6 separate regions of the Homo sapiens genome follow, and regions 1, 3, 4, 5 and 6 are each linked to region 2. The links are chromatin contacts, found by Hi-C or POLR2A ChIA-PET in ENCODE. All regions are on one chromosome and are shown on one strand. Each heading gives the region's core, a stretch centred on a gene start or an enhancer-like site at or near the end of the contact. The rest is flanking DNA. Distances are from core to core; before and after follow the strand shown.

The links. Hi-C counts contacts between places; a loop is a spot of excess contacts on that map. ChIA-PET counts read pairs that join two places held with the same protein, here RNA polymerase II (POLR2A). Pooled maps may share reads with other maps.
Region 1: a loop to region 2 is called in a map of B cell, with 6 times the contacts of the local background. The contact joins the promoter of ANKHD1-DT here to the promoter of KDM3B in region 2. A Hi-C loop is called at or near these places in 1 of 168 maps with a recorded cell type or tissue (B cell), 1 of 37 single-sample maps with no recorded cell type and 6 of 50 pooled maps.
Region 3: a pooled map shows a loop between it and region 2 (3-fold over the local background). The contact joins the promoter of WDR55 here to the promoter of KDM3B in region 2. A Hi-C loop is called at or near these places in 1 of 50 pooled maps. POLR2A ChIA-PET finds 5 or more read pairs at or near these places in 2 of 52 experiments (MCF 10A and activated T-cell).
Region 4: a map of CD8-positive, alpha-beta T cell shows a loop between it and region 2 (8-fold over the local background). The contact joins the promoter of TAF7 here to the promoter of KDM3B in region 2. A Hi-C loop is called at or near these places in 1 of 168 maps with a recorded cell type or tissue (CD8-positive, alpha-beta T cell) and 6 of 50 pooled maps. POLR2A ChIA-PET finds 5 or more read pairs at or near these places in 1 of 52 experiments (HCT116).
Region 5: a loop to region 2 is called in a pooled map, with 7 times the contacts of the local background. The contact joins the promoter of NDUFA2 here to the promoter of KDM3B in region 2. A Hi-C loop is called at or near these places in 3 of 50 pooled maps. POLR2A ChIA-PET finds 5 or more read pairs at or near these places in 3 of 52 experiments (activated B cell and activated T-cell).
Region 6: a pooled map shows a loop between it and region 2 (13-fold over the local background). The contact joins the promoter of HARS2 here to the promoter of KDM3B in region 2. A Hi-C loop is called at or near these places in 9 of 50 pooled maps.

What each region holds. Positions count from the first base shown.
Region 1 is chr5:140,399,158-140,403,308 of GRCh38, forward strand. It overlaps ANKHD1-DT (ANKHD1 divergent transcript), which reads right to left and starts at 2,244. Exons shown (of 2, transcript NR_186045.1): 1 at 1,954-2,244. ANKHD1-EIF4EBP3 (ANKHD1-EIF4EBP3 readthrough) reads left to right here and starts at 2,676. Exons shown (of 36, transcript NM_020690.6): 1 at 2,676-3,116. The coding sequence starts at 2,811. It overlaps ANKHD1 (ankyrin repeat and KH domain containing 1), which reads left to right and starts at 2,676. Exons shown (of 34, transcript NM_017747.3): 1 at 2,676-3,116. The coding sequence starts at 2,811. RefSeq lists enhancers at 1,270-1,419, 1,510-1,659, 1,750-1,799, 1,990-2,879.
Region 2 is chr5:138,350,796-138,355,520 of GRCh38, forward strand. It overlaps KDM3B (lysine demethylase 3B), which reads left to right and starts at 1,890. Exons shown (of 24, transcript NM_016604.4): 1 at 1,890-2,192. The coding sequence starts at 2,001. RefSeq lists silencers at 1,590-1,669, 1,690-1,929, 2,010-2,479 and an enhancer at 2,730-2,829.
Region 3 is chr5:140,662,443-140,666,622 of GRCh38, forward strand. WDR55 (WD repeat domain 55) reads left to right here and starts at 2,462. Exons shown (of 7, transcript NM_017706.5): 1 at 2,462-2,661. The coding sequence starts at 2,471. It overlaps LOC124901088 (a long non-coding RNA gene), which reads right to left and starts at 2,995. Exons shown (of 2, transcript XR_007058968.1): 1 at 2,923-2,995; 2 at 1-2,715. It overlaps IK (IK cytokine), which reads left to right. Exons shown (of 20, transcript NM_006083.4): 20 at 1-38. RefSeq lists enhancers at 1,873-2,539, 1,957-2,116, 2,467-2,596.
Region 4 is chr5:141,318,534-141,323,362 of GRCh38, forward strand. TAF7 (TATA-box binding protein associated factor 7) reads right to left here and starts at 2,251. Exons shown (of 1, transcript NM_005642.3): 1 at 1-2,251. The coding sequence starts at 1,511. The coding sequence ends at 462. RefSeq lists enhancers at 1,780-1,979, 2,560-2,619, 2,630-2,779.
Region 5 is chr5:140,645,428-140,650,036 of GRCh38, forward strand. NDUFA2 (NADH:ubiquinone oxidoreductase subunit A2) reads right to left here and starts at 2,203. Exons shown (of 3, transcript NM_002488.5): 1 at 2,056-2,203; 2 at 1,829-1,935; 3 at 1-251. The coding sequence starts at 2,156. The coding sequence ends at 160. It overlaps IK (IK cytokine), which reads left to right and starts at 2,402. Exons shown (of 20, transcript NM_006083.4): 1 at 2,402-2,497; 2 at 3,044-3,110. The coding sequence starts at 2,482. MIR3655 (microRNA 3655) reads left to right here and starts at 2,417; the gene lies at 2,417-2,499. It also overlaps a transcript of TMCO6 not described here. RefSeq lists enhancers at 1,781-2,200, 1,941-2,476.
Region 6 is chr5:140,688,443-140,693,128 of GRCh38, forward strand. It overlaps HARS2 (histidyl-tRNA synthetase 2, mitochondrial), which reads left to right and starts at 3,013. Exons shown (of 13, transcript NM_012208.4): 1 at 3,013-3,314. The coding sequence starts at 3,207. It overlaps HARS1 (histidyl-tRNA synthetase 1), which reads right to left and starts at 2,928. Exons shown (of 13, transcript NM_002109.6): 1 at 2,773-2,928; 2 at 2,413-2,502. The coding sequence starts at 2,862. RefSeq lists enhancers at 2,635-2,864, 3,025-3,114, 3,195-3,264 and promoters at 2,863-3,313, 2,863-2,984, 2,956-2,982, 3,047-3,363.

The DNA.
Region 1 (4,151 bases), core at 994-3,493, 2.0 Mb after region 2:
CCAGTTTAAGGATGACGAAATATTAAATATTGCACAGTTGAGATATATAAAGGCCTTTGTTAAAGTTGTAAGAGAGGAGAAAATGACTTTTTTTTTTTTTTTTTGAGACTGAGTCTTGCTCTGTCGCCAGGCTGCAGTGCAGTGGTGCGATCTCGGCTCACTGCAACCTCCGCCTCCTGGGTTCAAGCGATTCTCTTGCCTCAGCCACCCGAGTAGCTGGGATTACAGGCACGCGCCGCCACACTTGGCTAATTTTTGTATTTTTAGTAGAGACGGGGTTTCACCATGTTGGCCAGGATGGTCTCCATCTCCTGACCTCGTGATCCGCTCACCTCTGCCTCCCAAGGTGCTGGGATTACAGGTGTGAGCCACTGCGCCCGGCCATTTTTTTTTTTTTCAGCCAAATTCTGTTATCATATGGACATTCTCTGGGTCAAAGGATATTTTCCATACAAACCACCAGACTCCTTTTTTGGTCATGTCTGATTAAAGGATTAGATAGAAACCGTTTTTTTTTTATTTTTTTAATTTTTTTAGACAGGGCACCGCTCTGTTGCTCAGGCTGGAGTTCAGTGGCACGATCTCGGCTCACTGCAACCTCCATCTCCCAGGCTCAGGGGATCCCTCCCACCTCAGCCTCCTGAGTAGCTGGAATTACAGGCATGCACCACCATGCTCGGCTAATTTTTTTTTTTTTTTTGAGACGATGTGTTGCTCTGTCGCCTAACCTGGAGTGCAGTGGCACGATCTTGGCTCACTGCAAACTTCGCCTCCTGGGTTCAAGTGATTCTCCTGCCTCAGCCTCCCGAGTAGCTGGGATTACAGGCACGCACCATCACATCTGGCTAATTTTTGTATTTTTAGTATAGACGGGGTTTCGCCATGTTGGCCAGGCTGGTCTAGAACTCCTAACCTCAAATGATCCGCCCACCTAGGCCTCCCAAAGTGCTGGGATTAACAGGCGTGAGTCACCGCGCCGAGCCCAATTTTTGTATTTTTGGTAAAGACGGGATTTCACCATGTTGCCTAGGCTGGGCTCGAACTACTGGGTTCAAATGATCCGCCCGCCTCAACATCCCATAGTGTTGGGATTACAGGCGTGAGCCACGGCGCCCGCTATAGAATCTGAATATTTTTAACCCCCCTCTTTACTGACAAGATAAAGACAGAGATAGAGAGATGCATATAGGGAGGAAGAGATCTCCTTAGAGGAGGGAAGACCACCACAGCTAGCCTTGTTTTGCACCACACAGATCTGATTAGAACTAGAATTAGTTGGGCTGGCAGGACCCAGGGGCGAGCAGAGAGTTCCTGAAGGAAGAGGAGACAATAACTAGCAAAAATGAGTCTTTCCTGTAAGTTTGGGACTTTGCTAAGCGCTATATTATCATCTAATTTATTCATAACAACAACCCAATGAGGAAGGTACTAATATTACTCCCATTTCACAGAGGAGCGAGTTGAAAGTCACAAAAATGAAACAGCAAACGCGCCGAAGTCAGGCAGCAAGTAAGTGGCAGCACCAGAACTCGAAACTGCCTCGGAGCATGCACTCTTCACCACCCCGTTCCACCTTGAGGTCGGATTCCGCACGCCGTTCGCGGCATTCCCACCTTCCTACGTGGGACAGTTCCCGGTACTGAGGCATGGCGCTGTCCAGCCCTCAGGCCCGCAGCCGTCCGCAAGCAGGAGAACGCGGCCCCGCTGGGCGATCCTGCCCGAAGGCGCCCGAACTGCGGCGCGCGGCCGGGTCCTGGCGGGCGGGTCGAGTCTCCCCAAGGCGGCCATCCCAAGCAGCTCCCCGGATGTCCCTCAGACCCGCGCGCTAGGCTCAACTCAGAAAGGCGGGAGGCGCGAAGCGAGATCGGCCTTGCCCCTCGACTGTCCCCTCATCGCTCCCCGTCCTCTATTCCCTCCCAAATAGCCCCCGGCAAATAGGTTACACATCTTCACCTGTCCCAGAGGTGGTGACTGCTCTAGTGACTGACGCTACGCTCCTCCAACCAGGCAATGGCAGGAAGGTGGAGCCTTCCTAAGACTGATGGCTTCCTTTCTCCAATCCCGGTGCAGCTATTCTCCGGCCATAGTCTCGGCGCCCAGCGGAGAGCGACAGGTGGGAGCTGCGTTACTTCGGCGCCTCTTGCATCCTTGACGTAGAAGTTTCACCAAGCGCAGGGTGAAGTCTACTCCAAATTTGACCAATTCTTGCGGGTCATCACTTCAGCAGTCATTTTATTCAGAAGTGGAAATTTCCCGGCCCTTTCCCGTCACCTCAGATGAGGGCGGGATCAATGGTACTCCCACAGGCCAATTGTACCACGCGACGTCCCGCGACAAAGTGACCGACACTTTATGGCGCCAATGAATTCTCCCATTGTTCGGGGTCACTATGACTGACCACAAGGCCAACTAATCCACTTTAAGGTCGTGACGCGATAGTCAGGCGGGTTGGCCAATAGACATAGGAAAAGAGCGGAAGTCAGCTGGTGAAGAGTGGGAGGCGGGTGTTCGCAACCGCCTAGGCCTGCGCGGGTCAACGCAGCTTGGCGGCTGCGAGCCAGCGAGCGGCGCGTGACGAAGAGCCTGAGCGACGGGTCACTTTGGCCAATGATCTGCAGCCGCCAGGGTATTGCAGCCAGTGGCGAGTCGAGGGGGCGGGAGGCAGCAGGTTAGGCAGTGAGAAGTTAGTGGCGCTGCTGGGACGGGGGAAAGGAGACGCTTCTTCCTCTTGCTGCTCTTCTCGTTCCCGAGATCAGCGGCGGCGGTGACCGCGAGTGGGTCGGCACCGTCTCCGGCTCCGGGTGCGAACAATGCTGACTGATAGCGGAGGCGGCGGCACCTCCTTTGAGGAGGACCTGGACTCTGTGGCTCCGCGATCCGCCCCAGCTGGGGCCTCGGAGCCGCCTCCGCCGGGAGGGGTCGGTCTGGGGATCCGCACCGTGAGGCTCTTTGGGGAGGCCGGGCCAGCGTCGGGAGTCGGCAGCAGCGGCGGCGGCGGCAGCGGCAGCGGTACGGGCGGAGGGGACGCGGCGCTGGATTTCAAGTTGGCGGCTGCCGTGCTGAGGACCGGGGGTGGAGGTGGTGCCTCTGGCAGTGACGAGGACGAAGTGTCCGAGGTAAGGCTCCGGGACCCTCGCCTCCCACACATTGTGAGGCGTGAATTCTCTTTGGGTAGGCTCTGGGCCGGGGCCATCCTCCCGCTTCCCTGGTGGAGCCCTTCTGTGACAGCGGTCGGCTCCATGGCGGCGGTGGCCGCGGTGAGGGCCTAGTGAGCCCTCGGCTTACTCTTTAGCTCGAGCGGGACAGGTTCCCGTCACCATTCGTAGACCCACAATAGGGAGTCCTTTGGTCTCTGAGCTTCGCGCGGGAACAGGGACTCCTCAGGCTGCCTCCCGCCCACCCTGCTTTGGAGTTGGGGGTGGGGGGCGGGGTCTTGCCAGAGTCCCTGCCCTTGGTACTGAGAGAGACAAACAGAGACAGAGACAGAGCTGGTGCAAAGATCGTTTCTCTTCTTTGCCTCTCCTCAGAGTTGAGGGATACGTTTATTTGCCTTCTGCCTTGTGTGTGTCTTACCTGTGTGCTTAAGGACGGTTCTTATTCTCCCTCTTCAGTTTGAGACAGGTTTGAGTATTAGGGATCTCTCGGCTTTTACCCTGAAAAATCACGTGACTCCTCCTTCTGGGACCTTTTGTGAAGTTAGACAGGAAAAGGAAGTTCCAGGGCATCCCTGAGCTTCGGAATAGCTGGGTAGCTGAACTCGGAGGTTTTAGGCTTGGAGAAAGTGGGGCAACCTGTGGAAACCTCTTCTTTTTTTTTTTTTTTTTTTTTTTTTTGAGATGGAGTTTCGCTCTTGTTGTCCACGCTAGAATACACGTGATCTCAGCTCACTGCAACCTCCGCCTCCCGGGTTCAAGCGATTCTCCTGCCTCAGCCTCCCGAGTAGCTGGGATTACAGGCGTGCGCCACCACGCCCGACTAATTTTGTATTTTTATTAGATACGGGGTTTCACCATGTTGGTCAGGCTGGTCTCGAACTCCTGACCTCAGGTGATCCGCCCGCCTCGGCCTCCCAAAGTGCTGGGATTACAGGTATGAGCCACCGTGCCCGGCTGGACACCTTCACTCTGCCTTTGCAGTGAAGTCCTTCATTT
Region 2 (4,725 bases), core at 640-3,139:
TTGAGCAGGGGTAAAGTTTGAACATCTAAAATGACTTTGTTTCCCCCTTTTTTTCTTTTGAGTTTATTTTTGTTGGATTTTTCTGCTATTTTCTGTGAGGCCAAGTGTGATTTTATTTTTCATTCCTGAAGTCTTGTTAATATAGGAAAGAACGTAAACTCCATGAGGGCAAGAGTTTTGTTTTATTCAATATTGTGTCCCCAACACTTTGGGAAGTTCCTGGCACATGAAAAGTGCTGGTCACATTTGTTGAATGCATTTCCCTTTTGCCTTTCCCATCCGTGAACTTAGGTACATTTCTGTCTCTCTGCTGTGAGAAACTAGCCTTGGACATTGGGGCAGTAGTTAAATCTCTGTATGGGAGAAAATCCCAGCAGATAATTTTGATAGAAAAATTGCAAGGCAGATAGATCTTGTATGGATTCACCCTTGTTCCCCTCCTACCAACTACAGCTTATGGGCCATGTGCTTTAAGAGGTGGCTCTCAGCCCAGAAAAACATTCTGAGTCAGGCCTCAGGTTGGCTGTGGGAGATGGAAGTTAAAAAGAAGTGGAGGGAGGAATGTTTCCTTGGTGCTCCACAGGGTTGGTTCTAGAATGATTTTCCTATATGTTTTATACTTTAGTAAAAGTATAAAGTCAATAGTTGGTTACCCCTCTCCCCAAGCCTTTGTTACAAGAAAAGTAGGTCAAGGGTGTAGACAAGGTTATGGACAGGAGATAGCTGGGGTAGGCACAGAAGCCTTGGAGAAAGAACCAGCTACCACTATTTCCTGTCTGTAGGGAAAATCAAAAAGTCACTTTTAGAACAACAGTCATGGGTTATTACTATACCCTTTATCTTTTGTATCCATTTTGTGTATACTCAGTCTCTGCATCCATGAGACCATGGAATGTGCTAGTCCCTGATATTGCCAGCTTTAAATGATTGAGGCAATTTCCTGTTGCTTATTGTGGGTAACAATCTAGCCAAAAATCTCAGCATCTCACTTTCTCTGCAGGCTCCTTTTCTAATCAGGAGCTATCAGTCTCCCACACCTGTATTAAATGCATTCAGATAAGAGTTACAGAATTTTCTTTGCCCCCAGCCCCACTAATTCCATGGTAAGATGGAGTGCTACTAAGAGAACCCCTTTACTGTTGGTCTATTTCCAGTTCCCCTAAGAGTTGAATGGAGAAACACGTAGACTTAATAACATTGGCAGACTAGGAAGGGGAAGAAGTTAGGTCGGTTTTAGGAAAAACACCAAGATGTTGGGGGGCACGTTGGCCTTCAGTCAGTGGAAAGAGTGGCATTATACATCCAATGGAAGTAATACATTGGCCAATTGGAAAGGAACCTAAGAAGTGCTGGCAGTATAGAATGGGATGGTGCTGTTATGGGCCATTGAGAAGGAAGACATTGTGTCTCATGGACCAATGGGGAGAACATTTCCTACAAGACAGCAGGTAGGAGCTCATATTTTCAGGATAGGAAATCAATGGGGGTATTGGAGACACTAAATAGCTCAAAACATCCACTCTCTAGGTACCTTGCCCCTCACCCCCTTACCCCGTAAATGTCTTTGGTATCCGAGGAGAGCAAGCTAAAGCCCTCTCATATATACGACTCCCTGAAGGAAGATTGAGACCAGGGATGATGCCATGGGGAAGCTGAAGGACCCGCCCACTTCCCTACCCCGGCCGGACCTGCAATTCCCCTCCAGACCGCAGGGGGCACTGCAGGCCCCGGGGAGATTGGGGCGGAGCGCTGCGAGGGGCCAGGAGCTGTCGCCCCGCTCCAGAGCGCGGGGGGCGCTGTGCGGGGCCCAGGCTGCGGCTCCGCTCCCGGCCACGGGGGGCGCTGCGCTGCGCCGGTGGTTGGTGGTGGCTGTTGGGGGGGGTGGGGGGGAACGGCGGCCGCGGGTGGTGCGGAGGGAGGCCTTGCGGGCGGATCGGGCGCTTGGCGGCGGAGGTGGTGGGAGGCGGCGGGCGGGAGCGCGGGTCAGGCCGGCCCCGGCGATGGCGGACGCGGCGGCCTCCCCGGTGGGCAAGCGGCTGCTGCTGCTGTTCGCGGACACTGCGGCCTCAGCCTCGGCCTCGGCTCCCGCGGCGGCAGCGGCGAGCGGAGATCCGGGGCCTGCGCTGCGCACTCGAGCCTGGCGGGCCGGCACGGTGCGGGCCATGAGCGGGGCGGTGCCCCAGGACCTAGCGGTGAGTGGCGGCCGAGTCGGGCACTCGAGGCCGGGGCTGCGGGGCCTGCGGGCGGCCTCCCCGGGGGCCTTTGTGAGGGGGCGGTGGGATGGGGGTGACCCATTTCCGTGCCCCCGGGTCTCCTTAGCGCCCCCCGCCGGCACCTCCGCACCCCGAGCGCTTGCCGGCATGGCTTCCGCGTCGGGGTGTGCGCCCCGGTTTCCCCCGGGGGGCGGCCAGGGCGTCCGGAGCTGCTGCTTGCAGCCAGCAGGCCCCGCCTCCTGGGCGACCCTTTTCTCGGCGTTCCCCCCAACACGCCTTCGGAGCAGGCTCTCGAATCTTGAGCTCCCGGGAGCCTCAGAGTTCGGCCAGTGTTGCCGCTGCCCTCTCGAAGACGCGGACCTGTGGTCCCCAGCCTCTCCCAGGAGACCTGCGCCCTGTTCCTTTTCTCCCAGAGCCCCAAGTGGGGCGGGAATGTGGGCAGTTATGGGAGGCACGGAGGCTGCAGTTGGAGCTGGTCGGGGCTTTTTTATCTGGCAGTTACTTCCTCATCTGAGCTGGGCTCGGCCTGGCGGTCTCCAGAAAGGCCAGCTCTCGGCACTGTCTCGAGCTCTCCTCTCCTTTCCTTAACGCTTCTGGGTGACAGGAGCTGCAGTTGTGGCTGTTTTTGTTAAGTTTGAGATCTTTCTTAGTGGCCGAACGGGGCTGCTGGGTAGTGCTTTTTGCTCCCAGCTCAGCTACTCCCCCAACCTTGGGAGAGGTTTTGTTTTGAAACTTTGTGTTTGGGCTTGGCCCTTTTTGAATGCCTTGGTGTGTTTTGTGATTAAAGTTGTTCAGTCATACAACTTAACTAGCATTCGGGATCATGATGTGTTATTCTCGTTAATGTGGCGGTAAAATATAGTGTTTGAGTTTTGGCAAGCCACTTTATTTCCTCATTTTGATAGGGGCCCTAGCTTCTCTGGTGAGATAAGGCTATGAAAAATGGTGTGTGTGCGTGTTGGGGCAGGGGGTGGTCTTTTGGAATGTAATAGATCAGCAAGCAGAAAGTAAATTTTCTTGATGAACTTGCTTTTGCAGATATAAACGGGAACGCAGTTTGTGAGATTTGGAAGTAATGTTGTAGGCTTCCGATGTTCATTTTTCTTCCTATTGATCAACGGTGTTAGACTGTCCTTTTTCACTAATATACAAGCTTTATGGATTTTTTTTGTGGATGGCTTAGGCTTTGCTTCTGCTACTTGGGTTCATTTGCTTTGATTTTTCTTCATGCTGTATAAGAAACGTTACTAGGACATTTATAAGGCCTCAGTGGGGCAAATTTGCAAAAAGATACTAAAAATTTAAGGGGATGGAATGATGATTAAGACTGGGATTTGGATCTCTATTCCTCTGCGCTTTCTTTAAAAGATGGCTGGGATGGGAAAAGAAGTGTCCATTTCAGATTCATTCTACCACCTTGGAGGCAAAACATACTTAAGATCCACTATTATATGCATACTTTGACCGAAGGCCTACTTTGCCCTAGCTATTCATTGGGATTTTTTTCTGGTTCTTGCAGTGGTCGTCTCGTTTCCTCCATCAGATGAATTGCTAATGAGCTCTGCACCTGAAATGGCTCCCCATTCACTTTGTCGTTTGCTGTGCTCCCTAAGGGCAGAGGATTTTGGAGCTCACTTCCTTGCTGGACACCCACTAAGCTAAATACTGAATAATTTTACCACTGATCCCACGGAACTGGGTTCTCAAACCAAGTAAAAAGTTGCAGTGATTCTTGGAAATTAAAGCAAAGAACATTACAGCTGTGTTGAGGTCTTGCATAGGGCTGTGTGAATGTAGAAGCAAAGGCAGGTTTGTATTTTGAGAATACATTTATGCTTGTCTTACATGTATATCCAGGGACATAGATGAGAAAACAGCCAGACCAAAACTCAGAGCCTTTAGATTTTTTCACCAGCTTGCAAAATTGTTCAAGAATTGGTATTTTGTTGAGGTTCTATTAATGACAATGACCAGTGTAGGATGAGAATGGGCCGTTTTCTTTTTTTCTCATTAAGAGAGATTTCCTTTGGACCGTAGGCATGTGGACCTTTCCAATTTGCACCACACACGGTAGTAAACACAACTGTCTTCCAATCAAAAGTGTTCTTCCCGTACTCAAGGGTGGAGTTTGCAAGCAGCTGGCCTGTGATTGGGCAGATTTTCATTCAGTTATGTTTAAGATGTTTTCAGGCATGCTTGGTTTTGAGTAATGCCTAGCAGGGCGCCCCCTTTTAAGGATGAGTAATTGAGGGTTGGATGAATGAGTTTCTGAAGTGATTGAAAACACACTTCTTAATTTTAGATTCCACGAATACATCTCTTTCTAAATACTTTTTGATTCAGATATCCTATAAAATACAGTACTGATCCATTAAATGAAACCTTTTTTGGAAAACAGTAACAAAGCCAAGTGCTACCTTAAGGTGAGATGTGAAAAAAAGGAGTCAGGATCCTGTTGATTGAGAGTTTTGTTGATAAGGTTCTCATAGGTGGACATCTTCACCAGCAGAAG
Region 3 (4,180 bases), core at 1,212-3,711, 2.3 Mb after region 2:
GTAATTACTTGGTTCCATTAAAATTGGTTAACTTGCTATTTTCTTTGTTGAGCATGTCCCCTCCAGTGCCCTTGAAGCACCAAGAACACTAATTCCACTGGTTGTGTAAAATCACATGCAGAAAGTCATCAGTCCTTTCCTGAGCTGTGGTTCTAGATTCCTAGACAGTAAGGATGCTCTCTAGCCAGTGTGCCCAGTAGAGAAGAGAATAATGATCCTCACTGATGGGCAAGAGGTGGATAGAGGAATGTAAGTATGATTGGTCTCAAATGTCAGACTCATTCCGGCCCATCTTCAGGCCTAGTCCCTGGGGAAAGATTTCCTGGGGATTGCTGTCAGCCTGATGGGCTGCTAATCTGATCTCCAGGCTATGAAGGACTGGGCTCTGGATGAAGGCATCTAATGAAAATCACTTATGGGTGGGAACCAAAACCTTTTATGAGTTTATGTACTATGAGCTTTATTAATGTTGAGTACAAATCACTGTCTCCTTGGCTAAAGGTGTAACCTTAGGGAAGTGCTTTGGGTTTAGAGCTGATATAGTGTGGCCCTGCAGGTACAGGAATTCCTATCCTAGACCAGAAGGGTTTGGTGCCCTTCATCACCCTGAAACATTTGCCAAGGCCCAGAATAGGTCTGTTGACCTTTGAATCACACCATTCCCTTCCCTTTTCTTCCCTTCTGCTCATTACCAGCACTTTGGCCTGGTGCTCATCATTAGGTGTCACTACTGCTTCCTGGCTGGATGCCACGCTGCCACTGTCTACCCTGAGCCCAAGATTTGTGGCCTCACCAGATCCAAGAAAGCTAGAAAGTCACCTTAGCCATTACCTTGTCTTTGATTATATTCACCTTGGTAGGACAGGTTTTTGTGAGGAAGCCAGTATTGTGCATGGCATGTAAGAGGCTGAAATTGGGCCTTGCTGCAATAGCACCTAGAATGGCTAATTTCAGACAAATGACACCATGGTTCTATGGATGTAGGTAGGCAGTCCCAATTATTAAAAATGGTCACAGAGACATGGCACAGGTGAAGACATCTGGAGAGTCACTAAAAGCAAGACCTGGAGATTGTGGGTTTGAAATTCAGTTTCTGAGGCCAGGCTCGATGGCTCATGCCCACAGTCTCAGTGCTTTGGGAGGCCAAAGCAGGAGAGTCTCTTGAGGCCAGGAGTTCATGAGTCTATAGCTATGCAGGAGGATCGAACCGAAGAGTTCAAGGCTGTAGTGAGCTATGATCACACCACTGCATTCTGAGCCTGGGTGACAGAGCAAGACCTTGATTTAAAAAAAGAAATTCAGGGGCTGGGCGCCGTGGCTCACGCCTATAATCCTAGCACTTTGGGAGGCTGAGGTGGGAAGACACGTCAAGAGTTCAAGGCCAGCCTGGGCAACATACTGAGTCCTCGTTTCTACAAAATATACAAAAATTGGCCAGGTGCGGTGGCTCACGCCTGTAGTCCCAGCACTTTGGGAGGCCAAGGCGGGCGGATCACGAGGTCAGGAGTTTGAGACCAGCCTGGCCAACATGGTGAAACCCTGTTTCTACTAAAGATACAAAAAATTAGCTGGGCGTGGTGGCATGCGCCTCTAGTCCCATCTACTCGGTAGGCTGAGGCAGGAAAATCTCTTGAACCCGGGAGACGGAGGTTGCAGTGAGCCGAGATCGCACCATTGCACTCCAGCCAGGGCGAGACTCCGTCTCAATAAATAAATAAAAATTAGCCAGGCGTGGTGCCGCGTGCCTGTAGTTCCAGCTACTCGGAGGATCGCTTGAGCCGAGCGGTGATCGTGCCACTGCACTCCAGCCTGCGCGACAGCGCAAGACCCTGTCTCAAAACAAAGCAAAACAAAAAAGAAAAAAAAATTCTTGGTAACTGAGCACTGCTTGTCCAGCCCATTGAGTTTCTGTAGACAAATTGTAGGAACTGGCACAGCAAACTGGCCACAAAGACGTTAGGGGCGTGGACACCAGCTGCTTGAGCTGCCTGCTGTCCCAGACTCCCGTATGTCATCGCGCAGCGTGGGATTTTGCGGCTTCCTGACAGCCCAGGCTGTCGCTTGACTTGATCTTGGGTTTCACCAAGCCACGAAGGACTAGCGTCCCTCTCTCCTATCCCAAGGGCATTAAGCCTGTCTGGATGAAGTAGGAGAGGAAAGATTTACACGCAGTTCTCAACTTTACGTGACGTGACTAGGGAGGGAATTGACGGTCGCACCGTCTACCTAGCCCAAACGGGGTCACAGCAGGACAAGGAAGTAGCCGATCTCCCAGATGCGGTCTCTTCGCTCCGCTCCACCCGCACCAGCAGCGGCCCACCCACCTCTCCTGTAAGAGGAAGAACGTCCCGGAGACACTTCCGGCCCCGCCCCCCGAGGCGGAAGCGGAGTGCCAGGCTACTCCTCCCGCAGTGTGGGTGGTTCCGAGGCTGACTACCCTGCGGCGGCGCGGCTCGCAGTCCTTCTCAGCATGGACCGCACTTGTGAGGAGAGGCCCGCTGAGGATGGGAGCGACGAGGAGGACCCAGACTCCATGGAAGCCCCAACCCGGATCCGGGACACTCCGGAAGACATCGTGCTGGAAGCTCCGGCTAGTGGGCTGGCGTTCCATCCGGCCCGTGACCTACTGGCTGCAGGGGACGTGGACGGGGACGTGTTCGTGTGAGAGCGGGGCAGGGCCGGGGCGCCGGGTCTGGAAGCTTCCCGGGGGTGGACCTGGGAACAGGAGAGATGAGAGAAAGTTGCAGGGAGACAAATTTTGCAAGATTCTTTGGGTCCAATTTATTCAGTAACATTCGGCTCTTCTATCACACCAATCTGTTGAAAGAACTGGAATGTCGTGACAGAGCCCAGATACCGTAGTAGGCCAAAAAGCCCTTTAAGGCCTTGTTATTTCCCACCGATTATTATTTATTTACTTACCTATTTATTTTTGAGACGGAGTCTCGCTCTGTCGCCGAGGCTGGAGTGCAGTGGCGCGATCTGGGCTCACTGCAACCTCCCCCTTCCGGGTTCAAGCAGTTCTCTTCCTCAGCCTCCCGAGTAGCTGGGATTATAAGCGCCCGCCACCACGCCCGGCTAATTTTTTTTGTATTTGTAGTAGAGACGGGGTTTCACCATCTTGGCCAGGCTGGTCTTGAACTCCTGACCTCGTGATCCACCTGCCTTCCTCCCAGAGTGCTGGGATTACAGGCGTAAACCACCGTGCCCGGACTCCTACCGGATTATTATATTGTGCCCGAGACAGGCTCAGCAGGCCCCTTTAAGTGATTTTTCAAACCACAAATCTTGGCTCACGCCTGTAATACCCGCACTTTGGGAGGCCGAGGTGGGCGGGTCACCTGAGGTTGGAGCTCGAGACCAGCCTGTTCAACATGGTGAAACCCCGTCTCTACTAAAAATACAAAAATTAGCCCGGTGTGGTGGCGCGGGCCTGTAATCCCAGCTACACGGGAGGCTGAGGCAGAAGAATCACTTGGATTCGGGCGGTGGAGGTTGCAGTGAGCCAAGATCGTGCCACTGCACTCCAGCTTGGACAATAGAGTGAGACACTCCCTTGATTAAAACCCTTCAATGGTCTGCTTTTAGGATTTAGTACAAATTTCTCAATCCTGCCTTCAACGCCCTGACCATCTGTGCTCATTCATCCATACCTTTTAAAAATACGTCTTGGGCCGGGCGTGGTGGCTCATGCCTGTAATCCCAGCACTTTGGGAGACCAAGGTGGGGTATCACCTGAGGTCAGGAGTTGGAGACCAGCCTGGCCAACATGGTGAAATCCTGTCTCTACTAAAAATAGAAAAATTAGCTGGGTGTGGTGGCGGGCACCTGTAATCCCAGCTTCTCGGGAGGCTGAGGCAGGAGAATCGCTTGAACCTGGGAGGTGGAGGTGGCAGTGAGCCGAGATCGTGCCATTGCACTCCAGCCTGGGCAACAAGAGCAAAACTCCATCTCAAAAAAAAATCTCGAAACCTCAGCCCATTTGCATGTGCTATTCTGTCCGGAAAACTCCTTTCCCCTCACTTTTACCTACTATCTCTGAGTTTCCAGGATCTCTTCCCTCTTCCTCTCTCCCCAGACTAAAATTGGTTACCTGTTAGATGCTGCCATGGCACCAGGTGCCATGGTACCTTTCCCTTAATAATGAATGGTTGGTAACCATATGTCCATTTGTGTAATT
Region 4 (4,829 bases), core at 1,001-3,500, 3.0 Mb after region 2:
TTAATAATTTGCATCTCTACATATAGAAAGCTGCTTTGAATAACTGGGAAAACAATTATTGCATAGGAAAACATATGCAAACTAGCATCATTGTCTCTAGACTAGGTTCTTCTTATTGATCTCACGTCATCACAAAGCAGCAACAGCAGCTTCTAGAAAATGGAGAAACAGTAAAGTCCTGCAATGAAGCTATAATTAAGGTTGAACCATACATTCCGCTAATCCTGCAACTTTCCTACAATCATTTTTCTGCCTATACAATCCTGCTTCTTATAGGATGAACACCTAGCAAAACAATATAAATTTGCTGAAAAACAAAATTACAAACAAATGAAAGAACTTAACAGAACACACAGCATTAAAAGGACTAGGAAGAGCAAGGTCTTAATACCCAGTACAATAAAGCCAAGAATTTTCTAATGCTGACCAGTCTGAAGACTGAAATTAAATATCAGTTCTTTTTACTTCTCTAGGAGTGATTCTAGCTCCTCTTGCAAAGAGCTGAGTTGCTCCTTTTCTCGGTCTTCCTTTTGTTTGAGCTCATCCAGTACAGCCTGAAATCTGTTCTTGAGAGCCAGATTTTCCACTTTCATGATGAGATCCTCTTGTCGTTTTGCCCTGTCCTGGGTCTCTTGGAGCTTGCCTTTCATGTTGTCAATCTGCTTCTGAATTCCCATAACCAGCTGATTGGTTCCTTCATTTTCCTGGTGCTGTTCATCTGATTCATTTAGCTTGTCCTGTAGCTGTCTCTCCAGATCTTCCTCCGTGTCAATGATGTTTATATCTTCTTCATCTTGATGCTGGGTCTCATCTTCATCCTCACTGCTGCTGCTGAGGTCATTGAATATCTCCCGAAGCTCATCATGTTCTAATGAGTCATGGCCCTGCCTGTGACCAGACATTCCTGGAGAAGAGATATCCAGGCCTTGATTTTCTGCCTCCTTTGTTTCATCTTCGGCAATTATTTCCCACCGAGTACTAACAGCTTCAGCATCTGTACTCAGCAATCGTTTCACTTCTTTTTCAACATCTGGAGATTCAATATATTTCTTCTTTGCTGTCTTCCGGAACCTTCTCTTCCTGACATTCTTTAGAGGCAGAGTAATTCCGTGGTTCCAGATAAACTTTTTCTCTTTGTCCTTATCCTTTTTCTTGCTTGCTTTAGGATCAGTGCTAGCAACTGGCTCCTCCACAGGAGGATAGAGATCACCATCAACTGTGGATACAAGCATCTGACAGATATCAGCTGTCTTGTAAAAAGTTTTTTTATCAATGGTTTTCAAGCTTTCCATAACACAGGGCAGGTCTACTAATTTTGAGGCCAATGGAACACGGTCCACTCTGACGATTCCATGACGCCCATCAGGATGTAACTCAATTGTCAGTCTGTCCTTGAGGTTGACATGACCAGACTGTACTGCCCTTCTCACAGTAGAGGCATATTCTGGAGGCAGACGTAAGATAAACTGGCTCTCCAGTTCGTGAGGAGCATCATCTTTGCTTTTACTCATCTTTATTTCCTTGTGATTCACTTCTCCAATAAATGCTGGTTACACTAAAAAGTTCCAGCTACTGCAATAGTTTAAAACACCAGTTTGCTATGAATTGAAATCTTTTAATTACAAGAAGTTCTCTGTAGATCAGCAGCTAAGCGTCTATTTTGCCTTAGTTTTTATTTAAGCTCCAAGTCTTTTCTCTAAATATGCTGTGACCGAATACCAGTCGTTAACACAAAGGCTTATTCACAGACTTAAGTTCATTAAATCAGATGCAATGCCAAGTCCCAACCTCTAGGTGCCGCTGCCGGACAACGCGGAGAGAGCTAGCTAGCTAGCTAGGGAACAGGAAAGCAAATGGCGGCTCCCCCGGAACGGTTTTCGGCCCAGAAAGCCCAGCAGAGATACTTTCAACTCACAAACTCTCCCGGAACAAAGACACTCAAAAAATCAGGGCTCAGCGAGCTCTCTTCGCCTCGGGTACTTACAATCCAGTGACGATTATAAGTTCAGTTTCACCGGGCCGGAGCGAAGGGAAGAGGAGGCCGCAAGGAGCCAAGCGGGAGAGAGCCGAGCGTCTCCTTGTCGTTTCCTTAATTCTTCCTGCCGCTTGGCAGAGTGATCCACTACCGATTACTGATGAAAGGGCCCGGGATGGGCAGCGCGAAATCTTGCCGAGAGGCGCAGCTCGCATCACCAGACCCCGCACCTCGCCGGCCCTCCGTCCGGGTCGCCTACCCAGCAAAAACGGAAGTGCTACGTCGCGACGCGGGGCGGGAGGCGGCTGTGAGTGACAGCCCCTCCGGGCGGAAGGGCGGAGCCCCAGCTAGCGCAGGCGCAATAGCGCAATTACGCTGCCCAGCGTGAAACTCATCTTTTCGCGAGAACTTGTTTTTCCGGGATGGAAATGACAGTGTTTCGGAAGAGCTGTTGGTTTCAAACTATTTAGAGCTTGGAAGTTCCAAGAAAGACACAGATTCGTCCCCCGCTAAGCCAGCACTTTTACGGGATCGCTGTGGGGCCGGATGGCTTCTAGACTTCCGGGTGATTCCGGGAGATGGGGGACGCCTTGCAGTAAGCGTCTTTGCTTCTGGAAACATCTCGGATGTTCCCTAGAGTCTAGCCTATCTGGTGCCAATACAAGAATGTGTAGCTACTATACAATGGATTTCAAAGTACCCAAATCAATGGAGTGAGGAGGACATGCAGCTTACTATATAAGTCTCTCTCTATATATATGTTTGTTTGTTTGTTTTGGAGATGGAGTCTCAGGCTGTCACCCAGGCTAGAGTGCAGTGGCACAATATTGGCTGACTGCAACCTCCACCTCTGGGGTTCAAGCGATTCTCCTGCTTCAGCCTCTTAAGTAGTTGGGATTACAGGCACGTTCCACTACCCCACCTAAGTTTTGTATTTTTAGTAGAGAAGGGGTTTCACCATGTTGGCCAGGCTGGTCTCGAACTCCTGACCTGAGGTGATCTGCCTGTCTTGGCCTCCCAAAGTACTAGGATTATAGGTGTGAGCCAGCGCGCATGGCCCAAAGTCTGTATTTTTAAATATAATTCCCTGTAGGGGAATTGTGCCTCTGGTTTTACTTGTGTTCTATAATACTTCTGGGGAAACAAGGGTGATTCCTTTTTATGTGCTTGATTTAGATGTAAATGTAAACAGAGAAGGAAGTGTTCTTTTGGACAGAATTGTCTGATAGACTGAGCATCTGGTTAAAGTAGATATAATTGAAGTATTGTTTCCTGTCTCTCATGTACAAGTAATTTTAAATTACTTTGACATTTTTTTTAACTCCACCTCTACTATTTTGCTGTTTTCTGCTTGTCTTTTCTATCAATAGTCAGGTATTCATCAACACATATTTTTAGTATTTTAACATAACTGGGTAACAGTTGGTACTTATTTCTATTTATTTCCATTTATTTTTAAAATATCTGGGAGAGCATCAAGGCCATTAATATTTCATTTCTATCCTCTAAAATATTAACAATTGCCCCTAAATTTAAGAGAATTCTCTTAAGATGTAATTAACATTTCCAAAATTCACTTTATTCTTGTATGATTGAAAGCTCCATGATAGTGATCTTCTTCTATCCTGGTCATTGTGTCCCAGTGCCTAGTACCAGAATGTGGGAGATACACAAAAAATATTTGCTAATTGAATGAAAAAACTTATCTGTCTAGAAAGATCATAGTCTCAAATCCTGTAGTGATTTCTGAGAGAAAATACATTCTTTGTCATTTTAAAATGAGATAGAGCCACTTTACATACATTTCCTTTCTAGTCAAGGACAATTCTAATTGTTATGAGGTGGGGAGGTTTACTAATAGTGTGTGTGAATGTGGTTTAGCTAGAATGAGATACTGTTGTGGGAGGAAATTAAAATGACCTGACGTTAGTTTGGTTTTTAATGTTAATTTTAAAAGAGAAAGTATGCCCTTCCAGATAACGGTAAATTATTTCTCTTTGCTTATAATGTGTTGAAGAATGTTAGCTGACTTACTTGTAATTTCCAGAATGATCTATTTCCTCTTTTTCAAAGATGAAGTTTTTTCTGTTACAGGCTTGAGCCACCTCGCCTGGCTGTGTTTTGTTTAACCATATACAATGTGAGGTCATTATACATGAAAATAATCCAAATATTACTCAGCATCTTCCCTATGAGTTTTATGATGCTCAAATATTCTTATCATAGAAGGTAACTTGAGATAAATTGTATGCAATTTTTCATTTTCCAAAATTACTGTGTATTTTAGTTTCTAAACCTTTCTTTACATGGAATATTGCCAGACATAGTTAAAAGGATTAACTGAGGTTTTCTTAATGTATCTAGCTCCTTCAGTCCTGAAATACATTTTCTGCTTTTGAGTTTAACACATTTTCTATATGCTGTTTTAGGGGAGGAAATTATATTGACCCTAAATATTTTTTTAAATTGGATTTATCAGTAGACATTAAGATAATCTGCTGGGTGCAGTGGCTCATGCCTGTAATACCAGCACTTTGGGAGGCCAAGGCGGATGGATCATCTGAGGTCAGGAGTTCGAGACCAGCCTGGCCAACATGGTGAAACCCCATTTCTACTAAAAATACAAAAAAAGGGCCAGGCGCCGTAGCTTACGCCTGTAATCCCAGCACTTTGGGAGGCCGAGGCGGGTGGATCACGAGGTCAGGAGATTGAGACCATCCTGGCTAACACGGTGAAATCCCGTCTCTACTAAAAATACAAAAAATTAGCCGAGTGCGGTGGCAGGCACCTGTAGTCCCAGCTGCTCGGGAGGCTGAGGCAGGAGAATGGCGTGAACCCAGGAGGCAGAGTTTGC
Region 5 (4,609 bases), core at 953-3,452, 2.3 Mb after region 2:
CAGTAAGGGGTAGAGGGTAGATGAGGACAAGAACACCCTGAGAAAGTATTTTACAGCACAAGCTTTATGAGGAATAGGAGAACACATTTTTTTCACATTATACTAAGTCCAGCAGAGCCCAGGCTCTGGGGCTGTTGCTCTTAATCCTCAGTGGAGGCTTCAGGCTTTACCACTTAGAACGTTCTCCAGGGCTCTGGTTACCTGATCAGCACTGAAGTTGTTCAAAGGGACATTCGTCTCTTGGCCAAATGCTGAAGAGAGAGAGGGAGGTGTCTTTAACTATTCTGCACCCTGGAGGCTACCAAAGTAAAATAAAAGATCTTTGTCTTTATCTTAGTCTTGTTAAGACAGGAAGAGTATTAAAGAGATATGATCAAAATACATTTGGTATGCCTAGAATTAATACAATAGGTCTCAAACACATCTAGGAAGCCCAAGTCCAAATAGAATTTTGGCTGATTCTGGATGGCCGCAATGGGTTGTTTCAGGGAAGCTTTCGGGGGCACTGTAGGCATTTATTATTAACTACGGTGAGCAATGTATTGCATGGGTCCAGCCTCAGCTGGGAGCCCATTCTCTCTCTTTTTTTTTTTTTTTTTTTGAGACGGAGTCTCGCTCTGTCACCCAGGCTGGAGTGTGGTGGCACGATCTCCACTCACTGCAACCTCCACCTCCTGGGTTCAAGCAATTCTCCTGCCTCAGCCTCCTGAGTAGCTGGGATTACAGGTGCCCGCCACCACACCCGGCTAATTTTTGTATGTTTAGTAGAGACGGGGTTTTACCATGTTGGCCAGGCTGGTCTTGAACTCCTGACCTCAGGTGATCCACCTGCTTCAGCCTCCCAAAGTGCTGGGATTACAGGCGTGAACCACCGCACCCAGCTGGGTACCCATTCTCTAGGCTCCCATAGGCTATCTAACATAATACCCAGCACAATACACTAAAGTTACTCGTGTCTATCTCCTCCTGTAGTCTACTGGCTTTTGGAAGGAGAAGCTTTTTTCCTTCTCCAATTATTAGTGCATGTCTAATGTCTACTGTGTCTCACAGATATCTACTCTGAGAACCAATCTGCTTAAGGTGGTCACTCTCCTCCACCTCCTCCCGTCATTCCCAGGGCACCATATAGTTAAAAGCTGTGATTAAAATCCTGTTATTCAGTATGTATAAACATTTATTGCATACCTACAATGTGTTAGGCAACATGATAGGAAAATTTCATTTTGCAATACATTGCCATGCCAGTCTTAGAGGGGTAAGTGCATTCTAGGAAGGGGAATAAATGTAAAGGCTCAATCCTGTTAAACTCTAGCTGCATCTAAAGTTGCAGCTAGAGTTTAACAATAGTGCAAAACAAAGTTTTGATTCCGTTTTCTAATCTCTACAGTGAGAAAAGAAGAACACGCTTCCTCCTAACTAATGAAGATTAAATGAGTTAGGCAGGGAAGCACTCAGCACAGGGCCCAGCTCTATGTGCAAAATTACTGAGATTCTCACACACTACCTGGACTGACACTGGCTACACGTTATTTGGAGAAACTATATTGACTAACTTCTCTCCTGTCTGAAGCCCATTCTTAACTACAAAAACGTCAGCTCCTGGTCCCTACGCAGGATTCGGTCAGCCTGCATACTTATGTTGCCCGGAATACAACGCATCATATAACCCTGCGAATATAAATTTCTTCATGGAAACAAGATCAACAGCAAGGCTAAAGTCCGAGTTCTAGTTTCTCCACGGGTTTCTGCACGACCTTGGGCGGTCCCTTCTCTTCTCAAACCCTTGTTCCCCTACCGGAGCCCCAGACCCCTGGCGTCCCGCACTCACCGTAGCGGGCCCAGAGCTTGGGCTGCACATCGGAGCATTCGCGGATTAGGATGGGTAGGTCGGGATTCGCCTTCTTCAGCTCCACGTAGCGTTTCTCAATGAAGTCCCTGCGGGGCCGGAGAGAGCGCCGCGCGTGCTGTGGGCGGGGGCTTCCCTCAACTTCAGGGAGGTCGAGGTCGTGACCCTGGCGTCCCGAAGCCCGCCCGCCTCACCACGCCGCGCCTCACCTGACGCCCTGGCTGCCGGGCGAGCGCTGACATAAGTGGATGCGAATCTCACGCAGGCCCAGCTTTGCCCCGACTCCTCGACTTGCTGCGGCCGCCGCCATCCTTGTTAATATCGAAGTCGCCAATTCCAGGTCTTCAGGCCAAGTGCTCCGGTCTGACCAACCGCGGACCCTAAAGCCTAGCCCATAGGCTGCATGAGGCAGGGGCGGGGTAAAGCTTGGCCAATGATATAAAAGTATTGTAGGACCGCTGCGAGGTCAATTTCTTTGCGCTCGGGGTTGGTCGGAGGGAAAAACAGGAAGCGGAAAGGCTGCGAACGCAAAGCAGTGTGGGTTGATTCTGAGGTGCACTGTGGGAAAGAGCTTGTCGCTGCGGTGTTGCTGTTGGAGACTCGATTGTTGGTGACAGCGAAAGAACGATAACAAAATGCCGGAGCGAGATAGTAAGGCTCAGGCCATCCGTTATTTCTTCCCCATGGCACTTGGGGCACTTGGCGCATTATTGTAGCTTCTGAGCTTAAGCCGGGTGTGTGTGTGTGTGTGTGTGTGTGTGTGTGTGTGTGTATGTATGTATGTGTGACGCTTGAGCCCGGAGAAGCCACAGGGTCCTAAGTGAGGCCGACAGCTCCAAACTCCGTCCCCAGTCCTCACTCCTACTCCAAGTGATGATGGGCGGCTTTTGTGCGTGGATCGCTTTCCCCCAGTCCTGTCCCCATACTTAATCCTGGGTTGCGCGTATTTATCTTTTACGTAGTATTTTAGACGTGATCTTCCGGAAGTCTTCTCTGATCCTCCAGCGCAGGATTAGGGTCCTCTGCTTTGTGCTCCCACAGCTTCTTGTAGTTTCCTATTTCAGCACTTATTACATTGTGTTGACACTGTCGCTGTTCTAACTTTTGTTCTGTATTGTTCACTACTATATCTCAAATTTTTGCATAGGATCTGACACGTAAGAGACTGATTAAATTAACGTCAATTTTTTTTGTCAGGTGAGCCGTTCTCCAACCCTTTGGCCCCCGATGGCCACGATGTGGATGATCCTCACTCCTTCCACCAGTGAGTATTTTGTGCTAGGACCATGGAAATGAGTTGGGCAATGAATAGAAAAGTGGTGGTGATGGTGAAAGAATTCTGAATGTCTTGTCATCAAGGATGGTAAAAAATTATACCCGCTGGCCCTTTATCTCTGTGAGCCTTAACTGGATCAGGCCAAGTGCATAAGGGTATTAGAAGGGAAATTCCTGCAGGAAAGGTGTTAAGTTTTTTTTTTTTTTTATACGTGTTGTGTAATTACACATTATATAGGAATTACTTCTTCCAATAGCAAATTAAAACATAGGAAATAAGGGTAAAATCATCTTTTTATTTTTTTTGAGACTGAGTTTCGCTCTTGTTGCTCAGGCTGGAATGCAGTGGTGCGATCTCGGCTCACCACAACCTCCGCCTCCCGGGTTCAAGCAATTCTCCTGCCTCAGCCTTCCGAGTAGCTGGGATTACAGGCATGTTCCACTACGCCCGGCTAATTTTGTATTTTTAGTAGAGATGGGGTTTCTCCATGTTGATCAGGCTGGTCTTGAAATCCCGACTTCAGGTGATCCACCCGCCTCTGCCTCCCAAAGTGGTGGGAGTACAGGCGTGAGCCACCGTGCCTGGCCCCCGATAAAATCATCTTTGATAACATCCCCAATTCCAGTCCATTTCTTTTTTTTTTTCTTTTCTTTTCTTTTCTTTCTTTTTTTTTTTTTTTGAGACGGAGTCTCACTGTTACCCAGGCTGGAGTGCAGTGATGCAATCTTGGCTCACTGCAACCTCTGCCTCCTGAGTTCAAGCGGTTCTCCTGCCTCAGCCTCCCAAGTAGCTGGGACTACAGGCATGTGCCACCATGCACGACTGATTTTTTTTTTTGTATTTTTAGTAGAGACAGGGTTTCACTGTGTTCGTCAGGCTGGTCTTGAACTCCTGGCCTGAAGTGATCCACCCGCCTCAGCCTCCTAAAGTGCTGGCATTACAGGCGTGAGCCACCGTGCCCAGCCTCAGTCCTTTTCTTAGAAGTAACCACAGTTACCTTTTTTGGCATATCTTTTCCTCCCGTTGCCCAGGCTGGAGTTCAATGGCATTATTTCTGCTCACAGCAACCTTTGCCTCCTGGGCTCAAGCAATTCTTCTGCCTCAGTTTCCCCAGTAGCTGGGATTACAGGCATGCCCCACCATGCTTGGCTAATTTTTGTATTAGTAGAGACAGGGTTTCGCTATGTTGGCCAGGCTGGTCTTGAACTCCTGACCTCAAATGATCTGCCCGTCTCGGCGGCCCAAAGTGCTGGGATTACAGGCGTGAGCCACTGCGCCTGGCCCTCCTACTCTTTTTTAAATGCATTTATACACATACATGCATATCTGAGGAAAACACAACATTGCTTTGTGATTTAAAATATTTGAGTTAAATGATATTATGCTGTATATATCATTTTTGCAACTTGCTTCTTTTTAAACCCTGCTCAGTGTTTCTGAGATTATCTTTCAGAGCAGTGACAAGCATTCCCTCCTTGGCTAAACTT
Region 6 (4,686 bases), core at 1,763-4,262, 2.3 Mb after region 2:
AAATACTTCAGTATGAATCTCTAACTCATACGGACATTTAAAAAACCCCAAAGACTCTATCTTTATTATAACTAACAAAACTAACAGCAACTCCTTAATATTATCTAATGCTAAGCCATGGTCAGTTTTCCCCAGTTGCCTCAATAATATCTTTTTATGGTTGATTTATTTGAATCAGCTTCAGAATGAAGTCTATGCGTTGTAATCAGCTGATATGTCTATTTAATCTACAATAGTTTCCTTCCCTCCCCAACTTTTTTTTTTTATTTTAAAAAGGTCATTTATTAACTGAGGAAATTGGGCCATTTGTCCTAAAAAAAAATTTTCACATTCTAGATTTGGTGAACAATATGCTTGATGTGCCATCTAACATGTTCCTCCATCTCTAGTATTTCCTGTAAACTGATAGTTAGTCCAAAGATCTGATTAGATTCAAGTTCAATTTACTTGGCAAGAATACTTCCCAGGTGGTGCTGTGTACTTCTTCTTGCATCACATCAGCAGGAACATAATGTCTAGTTGTCCTACTTTTAGTGATGTTAAAACTGATCACTAGTGAGGACAGACTGATCCATCATAAATTCCACAGTAAGCTTTTCATCTAATAGTTTGAAAAATCATTGATGATCACCACTTTGGGATTTTACACTGTCTCTTTAACCTTCAAAAATTAGTTATATGTAGAAAGAAACAGCTCAATGAATTTAGGATCCCAAAGAATTAACCTTAACACAAGGAAAACAGACCATCTCCCCTCTCCTTTGGAATTCAATTTCAAATACATGTATTAAATAGAATCATCCCTCAGTATCCACAGGAGATTTGTTCTGGGCCCCATGTGAATACCAAAAATCCATGGATGCTCAAGCCCTTGACATAAAATTATATGCACATCCTCCTATATACTTTAAATAGTCTCTAGAGTGTTTATAATGCCTTAGACAATGTAAAGGCTATGTAAATAGTTGCTATACTATATTTTTTATTTGAAATTTTTATTGTTAGATTTCAAAAGGTTTTTATTTGTTTGTTTGTTTTTAGAGATAGGGACTCACTATGTTGCTCAGGCTGGTCTCAAGCTCCTGGGCTCAAATGATCCTCCCCTTGTGGCCTCCCAAAGTGCTGGGATTACAGGTGTAAGCCACCACACTCAGCCAGATTTTTTTTCTTAATCGTTTCTTTTCCCCTGAATGGTTTTGATCCACAGTTGGTTGAATCTGTGAATGTGGGACCTTGGGATATGGAGGGCTGACTATACCTATTTAGGCATCTAGTCTCAGTCTCAGGGTAAATAAACGACATAAATAACTACTTAAAGTTGGTGTAATAACAAATATGTATGAAGTGCCAAGAGCACCTAGATGAAGGGGTAAACAGTTCTGTTTATAGAACTTACAGAAAGTGGAACTGAACTGGAGGATGAGCTCAGAATCTCCAACCTCATTCCACTCTACTCTCCTTAACTTAGTTCTAGCCATGTAGATCATCCTCTAGTTCCTCAAAACTACCAAAGTTCTTTCCCACTTTAGGGTTTCCATACTCTACCTGGACCTATCTTTGTCACACTTGTCCTCTGGCTATCTCCTACTCATTCATTAGATCAGTTAGTATATCACTTCCTCAGTTAGCCTTTCTCAGACTCCCCAGTTCTCCCTTATTTTTCTCAGAGCAACCTTAATTTCTTTATATCATTTTTCACAATATGTAATTACATAACCACATGTGGTGGCCGGGTGCGGTGGCACACGTCTGTAATCCCAGCACTTTGGGAGACTGAGGCGGGCAGATCACTTGAGGTCAGAAGTTCAAGACCATCCTGGCCAATATGGTGAAACCCCGTCTCTACTAAAAATACAAAAATTAGCTGGGCATGGTGGTGGGCACCTGTAGTCCCAGCTACTCAGGAGGCTGAAGCAGGAGAATCGCTTGAACCCAGGAGGCAGCGGCTGCAGTGAGCCAAGATGTGCCACTGCACTCCAGCCTGTGCAACAGAGGATACTCTGTTTAAAAAAAAAACAAAAAAATCTGTGTGGGATTATTTGTTCTAAGTCTCTCTCCTTCAGTAGAATGTAAGCTCCATGAGGGTAGGCTATATTGTCCACCATGGTATATATTCAGTGCTTTGTATAGTGCTAGAGACATAGCGCTAAATACACATTTATTGAATGAACGAAGGAGTAGCAGCAGCAGGCTGACTCCCCTGATCACCCAGCTGGCCTAGTTTCTGCCATCACTTTGCCATCCCAGAATGACTCAGGTAGAGTCCAGTCCAGCCCAGCGCCCAGAGCGACTGTCCTCTCCTCTGCAGCATTTCAGATCCTCCTCAATGACCTGGTTTAGGGAGGCAGACATAAGCGCCCCGTGAGTAGAGTTAGAGACTTTCTCAGTGGCTCCCTACAGGAATGATATTACCTTGGGGGTTTTGAGCACAAATTTCTGTTTGCTTTCATCAGGACCCAGCTGTGCCTTCAGTTTCAGGAGTTTCGCCACCTCCTCCTCGATCTGTGGAGGGAAAGAAGGCGCTGAGCTATCCATCTGTCACTCTCCTCCCTCCCCCGCCATTCATTCAATATTCCTCCCTCATCACATCTCTCTGCTCAGGCCTAGCTTTGTTTCTCTCGGGACCCACCCCGGATGTCTCCCCACGCAGCCCACTCTCCTCCCTACAAGACTGGTCGCTTCCCTCACATCTCTACCCTATGTCCCGAACACCCTGGCTTTACGTCCTCCCAGGCTTTGCCTTGGCCCTCTCCCCTGCTGCCTAAATCTCACCAGCTCGGCGCTGGCCTTCTGCTGCTTGAGGCCTCGCACGCGCTCTCCCTGAAGTTTCACCAGCTCCTCCAGCGCCGCACGCTCTGCCATCCCGGCTGTCCACTTGAGCCGCCTGCTGTCTCGACCTGCGGTGGTTGCCCCAGCCTCAGCAAGGATGACTTCCGGCTATCGAGTCGCTGGGTCGCACGCCTAGAGAGCCTCCGCCGAGCACAAAAATTATTTCCGGCTCCTCCCGGAAGTGCCGAAGCTGGCTACTAAGGGAACTTGGGAGGATCCCACCTCAGCCTTCGTGACTAGTGAGGTGCGCAAACGCCCGAGTTTTCCCTGGTGCGCGGGTTCCGCCTTTGCAGTGCCCTCCACCCTTCCTGGTGTCTGACCCGCCTCCTTCCCAGGCCTTTTGTTCCTGTCCCGGAAAGCCGGCGTCCTGCCGCGCGATGCCCCTGCTCGGACTTCTTCCCAGGAGGGCCTGGGCTTCGCTGCTCAGCCAGCTCCTGCGACCGCCCTGCGCTTCGTGCACCGGGGCGGTCCGTTGCCAAAGCCAGGTGAGCGAGACAGAATTATCTCTGGTCTGTCCCAGCAGGGTCTCCAGATCTGAACGCATAGCCTCGCGGCCTGTATTCCAGTAGTGTTACAATCGGTTTTTATCGAGTGCCCACTATGTACTGACACTGAACTAAGCGATTTGGATGCCTGGTCATTTAATCCTTGGAGCAATCTTGAGAGGTTGGAGTTTTGATTTCCATTCTGCAGTTGAGGAAACGGAGGCTGCAAGATTAAATGAATGACTTATACACGGATATGTAGTAAGGGAGTATTTTAATTCATATCCACACTTTTTCCTGAAACTCTTGGACTCAAACAGTAACATTTTTAAGCGAAATATATGAATATTCCTAGTAAATGAGATGACTAAAGATCAGAAGTAGACTGAGTTCATCTTAGAATTTACCTCAAAATGAATCTCAGAAAAACATTTTCAGATGTCAGAGAGTTTTGGATTTTGGAATTGCAGATAAGGGATTGTGTACTTGAACTTGGACTTCTCTTAGGGCAGATAATCGCCATAGTATGGAACCACCACATCCTCTATTTTTGGAAGGGCATACAGCGTGCTGGTAATGTCACTGATTAAGTTTTGCCTTACTTCGGAAAGATTCTAATGCTCTCTTAGCAGATGCTTTGTGCTATCGTGAACAATAGGGCACAGATCTTTTATTGATATTCAATCACAGCATCTTATCAGTCTGAGTTTTTTAGCTCATTCAAGAAATCCATATCTTATCATTCCACAGGCTTGTTCTGTGTCCTTGAGCTGGTTCCCTTGTCTTCAAGTTACAGTTTTCCTCTCTCTAAACCTGATAACCAGTGCTACCTTATTAAAAATTATTATTTTTTTGTCCGGGCACAGTGGCTCATGCCTGTAATCCCATCACTTTGGGAGGCCAAGGGGGGTGGATCACCTGAGGTCAGGAGTTTGAGACCAGCCTGACCTGTATGGCGAAACCCCGTATCTACTAAAAATACAAAAATTAGCCGGGCGTGGTGGCATGTGCCTGTAATCCCAGCTACTCGGGAGGCAGAGACAGGAGAATCGCTTGAACCCGGGAGGCGGAGGTTGCAGGAGCTGAGATCGTGCCACTGCACTCCAGCCTGGGCGACAGAGTAAGACTCTATCTGAAAAAAAAAAAAAAATTATTTTTGCTCTTTCAGTAGGAACGGTGACCTGGAGAAGATCACCATAATCCCTACCCCTGAATGGTTGGTGTTGGTAGTGGTGGGTTGTTCAGTGCCTTCATTATTCTCAGATTCTTAAAGTATTTGAGAATATTAAAAATGCGGCTGAGCTCGGTGGCTCATGTCTGTAATCCCAGCACTTTGGGAGGCTGAAGCGGTTGGATCACGAGGTCAGGAGTT